3 separate regions of the Homo sapiens genome follow, and all the other regions are linked to region 1. The links are chromatin contacts, found by Hi-C or POLR2A ChIA-PET in ENCODE. All regions are on one chromosome and are shown on one strand. The core of a region is the stretch at or near the end of the contact, and the rest is flanking DNA. Distances in the headings are between cores, read along the strand shown. Region 1 holds the start of NUCB1-AS1 (NUCB1 antisense RNA 1). Region 2 overlaps PPFIA3 (PPFI scaffold protein A3). Region 3 overlaps MAMSTR (MEF2 activating motif and SAP domain containing transcriptional regulator).

Evidence for each region. Hi-C counts contacts between places; a loop is a spot of excess contacts on that map. ChIA-PET counts read pairs that join two places held with the same protein, here RNA polymerase II (POLR2A). Pooled maps may share reads with other maps.
Region 2: a pooled map shows a loop between it and region 1 (2.8-fold over the local background). The contact joins the enhancer-like site here to the promoter of NUCB1-AS1 in region 1. A Hi-C loop is called at or near these places in 1 of 37 single-sample maps with no recorded cell type and 8 of 50 pooled maps. POLR2A ChIA-PET finds 5 or more read pairs at or near these places in 3 of 52 experiments (Caco-2, GM10248 and endothelial cell of umbilical vein).
Region 3: POLR2A ChIA-PET joins it to region 1 with 23 read pairs in H1. The contact joins the enhancer-like site here to the promoter of NUCB1-AS1 in region 1. A Hi-C loop is called at or near these places in 2 of 168 maps with a recorded cell type or tissue (B cell and naive thymus-derived CD4-positive, alpha-beta T cell), 1 of 37 single-sample maps with no recorded cell type and 12 of 50 pooled maps. POLR2A ChIA-PET finds 5 or more read pairs at or near these places in 4 of 52 experiments (A549, GM10248, H1 and 1 more).

Annotation. Positions count from the first base shown.
Region 1 is chr19:48,917,473-48,920,172 of GRCh38, forward strand. NUCB1-AS1 (NUCB1 antisense RNA 1) reads right to left here and starts at 1,419. Exons shown (of 2, transcript NR_046633.1): 1 at 1,232-1,419. It overlaps NUCB1 (nucleobindin 1), which reads left to right. Exons shown (of 13, transcript NM_006184.6): 8 at 1,254-1,312; 9 at 1,558-1,650; 10 at 1,722-1,814. RefSeq lists an enhancer at 1,618-2,117.
Region 2 is chr19:49,126,753-49,129,452 of GRCh38, forward strand. PPFIA3 (PPFI scaffold protein A3) reads left to right here. Exons shown (of 30, transcript NM_003660.4): 2 at 1,107-1,361; 3 at 1,615-1,716; 4 at 2,096-2,260; 5 at 2,628-2,700. The coding sequence starts at 1,122. Among named protein-coding and RNA genes, the nearest start is that of PPFIA3, 8.6 kb to the left of the region's middle. RefSeq lists a silencer at 1,121-1,520. Within about 2 kb of position 1,324, at least 9 of the 41 ENCODE cell types and tissues checked have a DNase peak (open chromatin) inside an H3K27ac peak, as active enhancers do.
Region 3 is chr19:48,711,936-48,714,635 of GRCh38, forward strand. MAMSTR (MEF2 activating motif and SAP domain containing transcriptional regulator) reads right to left here. Exons shown (of 10, transcript NM_001130915.2): 7 at 2,431-2,625; 8 at 1,925-2,110; 9 at 1,781-1,835; 10 at 790-1,615. The coding sequence ends at 1,332. Among named protein-coding and RNA genes, the nearest start is that of MAMSTR, 6.4 kb to the right of the region's middle. RefSeq lists a silencer at 2,393-2,682. Within about 2 kb of position 1,261, at least 4 of the 41 ENCODE cell types and tissues checked have a DNase peak (open chromatin) inside an H3K27ac peak, as active enhancers do.

The DNA.
Region 1 (2,700 bases), core at 169-2,668:
ACCACCATGCCCAGCCAATTTTTAAATTTTTTTTTTCTTTTTGAGGCAGAGTCTTGCTCTGTTGCCCAGGCTGGAGTGCAATGGCATGATCTTGGCACACTGCAACCCCCGCCTCCCAGGTTCAAGCTATTCTCCTGCCTCAGCCTCCTGAGTAGCTGGGGTTACAGGCACTTGGCATTATGCCTGGCTAATTTTTGTATTTTTGTAGAGACGGGGTTTTACTATGCTGGCCAGGCTGGTCTTGAACTCCTGACTTCAGGTGATCCTCCTGCCTCGGCCTCCCAAAGTGCTGGGATTACAGGCGTGAGCCACCGCACCCGGCCCAATTTTTTACTTTTTTTTTTTTTTTTGTAGAGACGGGGTCTAGCCATCTTTTCTAAGCTGGTCTCGAACTTAATGTGCTCAAATGATCTTGCCTTAGCCTTCCAAAGTACTGGGATTACAGGCATGAGCCCCTAAATTTGGCCCCTACATTTTCTTTAATCTTAATCAATTTACATTTAAACAGCCCATGTGGCTAGCGGCTACTGTACTGGACAGCGCAGATCCAGAGTTTAGGCAGAGAAGAGACCCCCAGGCCTGAGCCCTGGGCCACACTAGCATGTGGAGGTCAGGAAGAGGATGGAGCCGTCAAAGGAGGTGGAGGGGCAGCCAGAGAGGACAGAATCATGTTCTGGAAGCCAAGGGCAGAAAGTCAAGTCAGATGCAGGTGGAAATTAACCACTGGATTTGCAAGATGAGGGTTCCTGGCCTCCTCCTCAGGAGGAAGGTTGTGCTTGTCTGAGGGAGCCGAGGAAGGAGGGCCGGTGGTGAGGACAGGAAGTGTGGCTGACCGAGCCTGAAGCCCTGCAGCTGTGGGGTCTACGTTGGTAGGAGAGGCTCCCCTCACAACTGGAGTCGGCACTGGCCTGGTTGTCTGGGAGGCAGAGGTCCCTGATAACCCTGGAGCTGACTCTGTGTCCAGAGCACTGAATGCCAGGGCCAGAGAATCCTGCATGACAGTGACCCAAGCATGTTTCCTCGAACCCTCCCTTTGATCTATTCCATTCTCAACCCCCTGGTCGCTAGGCAGTGGCCCTAGCAACGGGTCTAGTGGGGTACTAAAGCCTGGGGGCCACCGTTCCACCGCGGGAGACCCGTAGTTACCTGTCCTCTGATAACAGACCCCACATCAGCCCAAAATTTCTTCACCAGGGACCTTACACATCCCGTCCTCGGTCCCCTGAGATACCTTGCTATCCTCTTCCCTTCAGATATCAACAGTGATGGTGTCCTGGATGAGCAGGAGCTGGAGGCACTCTTCACCAAGGAGGTGAGCATCTTGGAAGCCTCGGGCACCTGGAGGGACGCCCAAATCAGCCACTTGTTTCCTCCTGCAGTCCCCTTAAATCCCCCTGGATGGGAGCTCAGTGAAAACTACAACTCCCATCAGCCCCTGGGGCAAAAACGGCTCCCAGGAGTGGTAGCGTGCCCAAAGGACTGCTGGGAGTTGAAGTTGTCGGGAATGAGCTCGCTGGGGACCTCTCAATGCTGTCTGCCTCTCGCTTGCTCCTGCAGCTGGAGAAAGTGTACGACCCAAAGAATGAGGAGGACGACATGCGGGAGATGGAGGAGGAGCGACTGCGCATGCGGGAGCATGTGATGAAGAATGTGAGGTGGGGGCCAGGCGGGGGAGAGGACGGGCCCCCAGCTCTGTCACTCACCCTTATCTGGCTCCCCAGGTGGACACCAACCAGGACCGCCTCGTGACCCTGGAGGAGTTCCTCGCATCCACTCAGAGGAAGGAGTTTGGGGACACCGGGGAGGGCTGGGAGGTGAGAACATGGGGGATACTCGGGGTCCTGAACCTCTCTCTCTTCTAGCCATGACCTTTCTTTCAGAATCTTAGGCCCCTTCTCTTTCTCTCTGGGTCCCCGTCCATTCTCCTGGGTCACTGCATCTCTATCTCTGGGTCTCTGTTTTCCCCTGTCTCTAGGACTCTTATTTATTTATTTATTTATTTATTTATTTATTTATTTATTCTGAGACGGAGTCTCACTCCATCGCCCAGGCTGCAGTGCAGTGGCACGATCTCGGCTCACTGCAGCCTCCACCTCCCAGGTTCAAGCAATTCTCCTGGCTCATCCTCTTGAGTAGCTGGGATTATAGGTGCGTGCCACCACACCCAGCTGATTTTTGTATTTTTAGTAGAGGCAGGATTTCACCATGTTGGCCAGGCTGGTCTCAAACTCCTGACCTCAGGTTATCCACCCACCTTGGCCTCCCAAAGTGCTGGGATTAGAGGTGTGATTTTTTTTTTTTTTTTTTTTTTTCTGAAACAGGGTCTTGCTCTGTCGCGTAGGCTGGAGCCCAGTGGTGGGATCTCGGCTCACTGCAACCTCCGCCTCTTGGATTCAAGCGATCCTCCCATCTCAGCCTCATGAGTAGCTGGGATTACAGGCGTGAGCCACCATGCCTGGCTAATTTTTGTATTTTTTGTAGAGATGGGGTTTTGCCATATCGGCCAGGCTGCTCTAGAACTGCTGGACTCAAGCGATCCACCTGACCTGGCCTCCCTAAGTGGTGGGATTACAGGCATGCACCACCGCACCACACCTAGCTAATTTTTGTATTTTTTGGTAGAGACAGGGTTTTGCATGTTGGCCAGGCTGCTCTGAAACTCCTGGACTCAAGCTATCCACCCTTCTCAGCCTCCCAAAG
Region 2 (2,700 bases), core at 74-2,573, 210 kb after region 1:
CTTAAGGCATGGTTCTGGTCTGGGCCTCAGTTTTCCTACCCATGCAGTGGGTTGAGGGGGATTCTCAGTAGAGCCAGAATAGGTAGACACTGATTTTCTCCACATTCACTCATACGATACCAGGGTCGGCCAGCTTTGGTTCCTTTGAGTGGGCTAGGCTTAGGTTTGCTGCCACTGTCTGTTGGAGTCTGACCTCAGTTTTCCCAAATCCTCTCACCCAGGTAGCCAGGACTGTTTTCCTAAGAGCAATGGCACAGGCACAGTGGCATACTTTGGGATGCTGAGGCAGGAGGATCCCTTGAGTCCAGGAGTGAGACCTCATCTCCACAAAAAAAAAAAAAAAAAAAAAGGTCAGGCGCGGTGGCTCACGTCTGTAATCCCAGCACTTTGGGAGGCCGAGGCGGGCAGATCACGAGGTCAGGAGTTCGAGACCAGCCTGGCCAACATGGTGAAACCTTGTCTCTACTAAAAATACAAAAATTAGCTGGGCATGGTGGCGGGTTCCTGTAATCCCAGCTACTCGGGAGGCTGAGGGAGGAGAATTGCTTGAACCGGGACCCGGGAGGTGGAGGCTGCAGTGAGCCGAGATCGCATCACTGCACTCCAGCCTGGGTGACAGATCACTCCAGCTAAAAAAAAAAAAAAAAAAAAAAAAGAAAGTAGGGAAAGGAAAAGAAAAGAAAAGAAAAGAAAAAAATTAGCCAGGTATGCTGGTGTGTGCCTGTAGTCGCAGCTACTCAGGAGGCTGAGTTGGGAGGACTGCTCGAGTCTGGGTCGTTCAGGCTGCAGTGGGCCGTGATCGCGCCACTGAACTCCAGCCTGGGTGACAGAGTGAGACCCTGTTAAAAAAAAATAATAATAATAATAGGCCTCAGTTTCCCCTGGCAGCACCTGGTGGCCAATCTTTGGTTTCCCCGGTGGAGTGACAGGGTGGCGGTGCCTGTTTCCCTGTGTCATGATCACAGTGCCTGGGCCTCAGTTTCTTCTGTGCAGTGCTTGGTTTGCCCCCAACTATTTCCCCTACGTGGTATCCGAGTGGCTGTGCCTCAGTTTCTCTGTTGTGCCTTGACAAGGCCGGTCTGTTCCTTGCCCTCCCCGCCCCGCAGGCCCGCACCGCCGCCATGATGTGCGAGGTGATGCCCACCATCAGCGAGGATGGCCGGCGGGGCTCGGCGCTGGGCCCGGACGAGGCGGGCGGGGAGCTGGAGCGCCTCATGGTCACGATGCTCACGGAGCGCGAGCGCCTGCTGGAGACGCTGCGCGAGGCACAGGACGGGTTGGCTACAGCGCAGCTGCGGCTGCGCGAGCTCGGCCACGAGAAGGACTCGCTGCAGCGCCAGCTCAGCATCGCGCTGCCCCAGGTCTGGGCGGGACAGGGGCGGGGCATGAGGGGGCGGGGCCTCGGGGGGAAGAAGGCGGTCCGGAAGGGGCCGGGCTTGGCGCCTGGAAGGGAGGAGTCTGGGCGAGGCTTGCCGTTAATGGGCGGGGCCTGAGTGGCAAGGGACAGCGGGACTTAGCAGGGAGGGCGGGACCTTCAAACTTCCAGTCCCAGTGAATGAAGGAGACAGGGAAAGGATTGAGCCGAATGTCCAGATCCTGCCAATGTCTGGACAGGAGTTTGCAGCTCTGACGAAGGAGCTGAACTTATGTCGGGAGCAGCTGCTGGAGAGGGAGGAAGAGATTGCAGAGCTGAAGGCGGAACGGAACAACACGCGGGTGAGGGGTGTTGAGGGCGGGGCCTAAGTGGGGGCGGGGCCTCGTGGTGTTGAAGTGGGGGGCGGGGCCTCTCAGTGTTGCAGCGTGACCTATTTTTTTCCCCCATCTCGCCTTTCTGTCTTCTCCTCTTCCCTGCTCCCACTTCCTGGCTGGTCTCCCACTCTGGTGCCACTCCTTCCTCCCTGTCTCCATAACTTTTCTCTTTTCTGTACCACCGGTTCCTTGACCCCGACCTCCTCTCTTTTCCTGACCTGTCTCGGTGCTCCTTTATATGGCTCCATCTTTTCCTCCATGTGTCCGCCCTACCTGTCACCCTTTTTCTCACATCTGCCCCTTTTCCCTTGCCTCTTTTCCTTGACCCCATGCCGTGTGCTTGCAGCTGCTCCTGGAACACCTGGAGTGCCTGGTGTCCAGGCACGAGAGGTCACTGCGCATGACCGTGGTGAAGCGCCAGGCCCAGTCCCCGGGTGGGGTCTCCTCGGAGGTAGAAGTGCTCAAAGCTCTAAAGTCTCTCTTCGAGCACCACAAGGCCCTGGATGAGAAGGTATGAGAATTAGAAGAGCAGGGGTGGAGAATGGAAACCTATAGTTGACTGGGGCTGTTCTGAGTGGGAGAGATTCTGGCCGTGATTGGTTGGGGATGTTCTGAGTTGGAAGAATGTTGACTGTGATTGATTGGGACAGGATACATAGACTGGGACCTGACTGGTTGATAGCAGAAAAATAAACCAGGATGGGGGCTAACAGTGGATGGGGCAGATTGGATAGCTGGTTGCGGCTGCATACCCGTTATGGAGACAGGAGCCCCAACGCTGCCCTATCGGATCCGTCCCAGGGGTGTTCTGGACCAGGGGCAACTGTCCTAAACTGGATCTTGTCTCCAGCTGACTGTTGCCCTGCCCCGATCCCCAGGTCCGGGAGCGGCTGCGGATGGCGCTGGAGCGCGTGGCAGTGCTCGAGGAGGAGCTGGAACTGAGCAATCAGG
Region 3 (2,700 bases), core at 11-2,510, 210 kb before region 1:
CAGGGTTTCACCGGGTTTCACCGTGTTAGCCAGGATGGTCTCGATCTCCTGACCTCGTGATCCGCCCACCTTGGCCTCCCAAAGTGCTGGGATTACAGGTGTGAGCCACCGTGCCCGGCCCAGTTTTTATGTATTTTTAGTAGAGATGGGTTTCACCATGTTGGCCAGGCTGGTCTTGAATTCTTGGCCTCAAGTGATCTGCCTGCCTCAGCTTCCCAAAGTGCTGGGATTACAGGCGTTTGCCACTGAGCCTGGTTTGTTGTTTGGCTATAATAAGCTCAAACAGGGAGATACAAAGGCCCAGTTCCATGTGTCCCAAGACAGGAAAGACTCCACAACTTAATTTGTGCTCTGGAGCTCCCTGCAGGATTAGGCTGAGGTTGGAACTTCACCTGAAGTCACCTCTTGCTCCTCTTCCCCTTTGCTGTCCTGTTTTCCCCACTCTTCTGCTGGTTTCTCCTGGGAACATTTCTTTCTTTTTCTCTCTCTCTTTTTTTTTTTTTAAGATGGAGTTTAGCTCCTGTTGCCCAGGCTGGAGTGCAATGGAGCGATCTTAGCTCACCACAACCTCCGCCTCCCGGGTTCAAGCGATTCTCCTGCCTCAACCTCCCAAGTAGCTGGGATTCCAGGCATGTGCCACCATGCCCAGCTAATTTTTTTTTGTGTGTGTGTGTTTGGTAGAGACAGGGTTTCACCATGTTGGCCAGGCTGGTCTCGAACTCCTGACCTCAGGTGATCCACTTGCCTCAGCCTCCCAAAGTGCTGGGATCGCAGGCGTGAGCCACCGCACCCAGCCAGAACACTTCTTTAATAAATGACTGGCATTTATATCTTGTCTCAGGCTCTGCTTCCAAGAGAAGCTGATCTTAGACCTGATGCTTCTAATTTTTTCATCTCCAACCAGAACCCAGGGAGGTCAGGGTCCGGCTCCCCCATTCTCCCTCTCCACTCTTTCTTGCTCCTCTCCTGCATCCAAAAGGCATAACCACCTTCCAGGCTCCCCAAACAACAGGGAGCCATCTACCGGGGTCGGGGGCATGTAAGAACATCCATGAGGTCTCTGAAGGAAGCAGCAAGCAGCTTGTTTGCCGTGGCCAGCAGCAAAAGAAGCCCCCCAACCATACCACGCCGGAGGGGGATCATAAGGAGGCCAGGTAGGCAAAGTTAAGGCAGTTGCATGTCAGCAGCACTTCAGGAGGCAGGTGGGGTTGGAGGTTGTCTCCGATCCTGTGTCTGCGGTAGGAGGGGCTCTGCTGGTAGTTCCCTCTCCTCCCACAAGGAGCTTCTCTCCACCCCCATCAGTTCTCTGTCTCTGTAAATCCTAGAATCCATCACCATGGATCCTCCAGCAGGTCCCACAGCCGGCTGCTGCTGGAGTCAGATAAGTCAGCGGAGAAGATGCTGGGGGGTGGGGGACCAGAACCCAGAGGAGGACCCCCGCTCAGGGCCTCCAGCCAGTCCAGGGAGTCCGTGGGGTCCCTGGGAGAAGGGGAGGAGGAGTTCGTGGGAGACGGGAGTGAAGAGGAGAAAACAGATGAGAGGCCTTCAGAGTCCGGGGAGGGGGACAGCACGTCGAAGGAGCCAGGGAAGTCCAGGGGAATAGGGGGCAGGGGGTCTGCGGGATAAAGAATGGTACATGAGCTTGGAAAGTCAGGGGTCCGGGCGCCAGCCCCCCATACCCCATTTCCAGGATCCAGCTCCCCAGCTCACGCCTCCCTTGGACGCAGGAGTCCAGAACCTCAGCCCCCACCTCCCCTAAATCTAGCAGTTTGGATCCTACCATCAGGCTCCACCTGATCCTCCAGGATGTCATCGATGCCCCGGTTAGGAAGCAACTGCGGATGGAGAAATTTGGCGTGAACTCGGGACTGCGACCTGGACCTGACTGGAGAACCCTAGCCGGATTCAACCCACACCCTCTTACCTGCGCCCTCCGGATCGCTTCCTGCAGCTCCTCCTCCAGAGTCAGAGCCGCTGAGCCCGGCCCTGAGGAAGGGGTCAGGGCTGGAGCTGCAGCAGGAGCCGGAGTGGGAGTTGGAGCCGGAGCCGTCCCCGGGGTATCCGCGGCACGTGGAAGAGGTGGCCTGTGAGATGCTGCGCTGGGCTTGACCTAGAGCAGCCAAGAGGGCGAGCGCCCATAAGCCATGCCCACAGGGCGCAACCCCACCCACTCGCAACGTGTGGCTCCACCCCTTGATCCTCTCGCGACCCCTCGCTCATCAACCCCTTTGGCCTCGCCCCCTATTCTTTCATTGGCTCCTCTTCTCTAAAGATCCGCCCCCTGTTAGTCTGAACCACGTCCCCTCGCCTTCAAGGCTTCCTACCGCTGGTCCTCGCCCCCACACTTCATTGGCTAGTTTTTTCGACACCCCGCCCCGGCCCACTTTGCTTTCTCTTCATTGGTCCGCAAGCTCATAGCCCCGCCCTCACCGAGCCCTGACGCCGGGCGGCTGCCAGGGCCTTGGGCTTGAGGCGCGGCCAGGGAGCACCCGCGGGACTGTCCTCGCGCCGCGGCTTCGGCCGCTCGCGGGGCGGCGCGCCGCCGCGCATGCGCTCCAGGAGCATAGACTTGGTCCCCGACACTGGGAGGCCCCGCAGGCGCAGCTGCTGCCGGAGCTCTGAGACCTGGGGAGGGGCGGGGCGTGGGAAGAGGCAGTGCTGGGCGGGCTCCCGGGCGCAGGCAGGAGCTGGACAGGATAT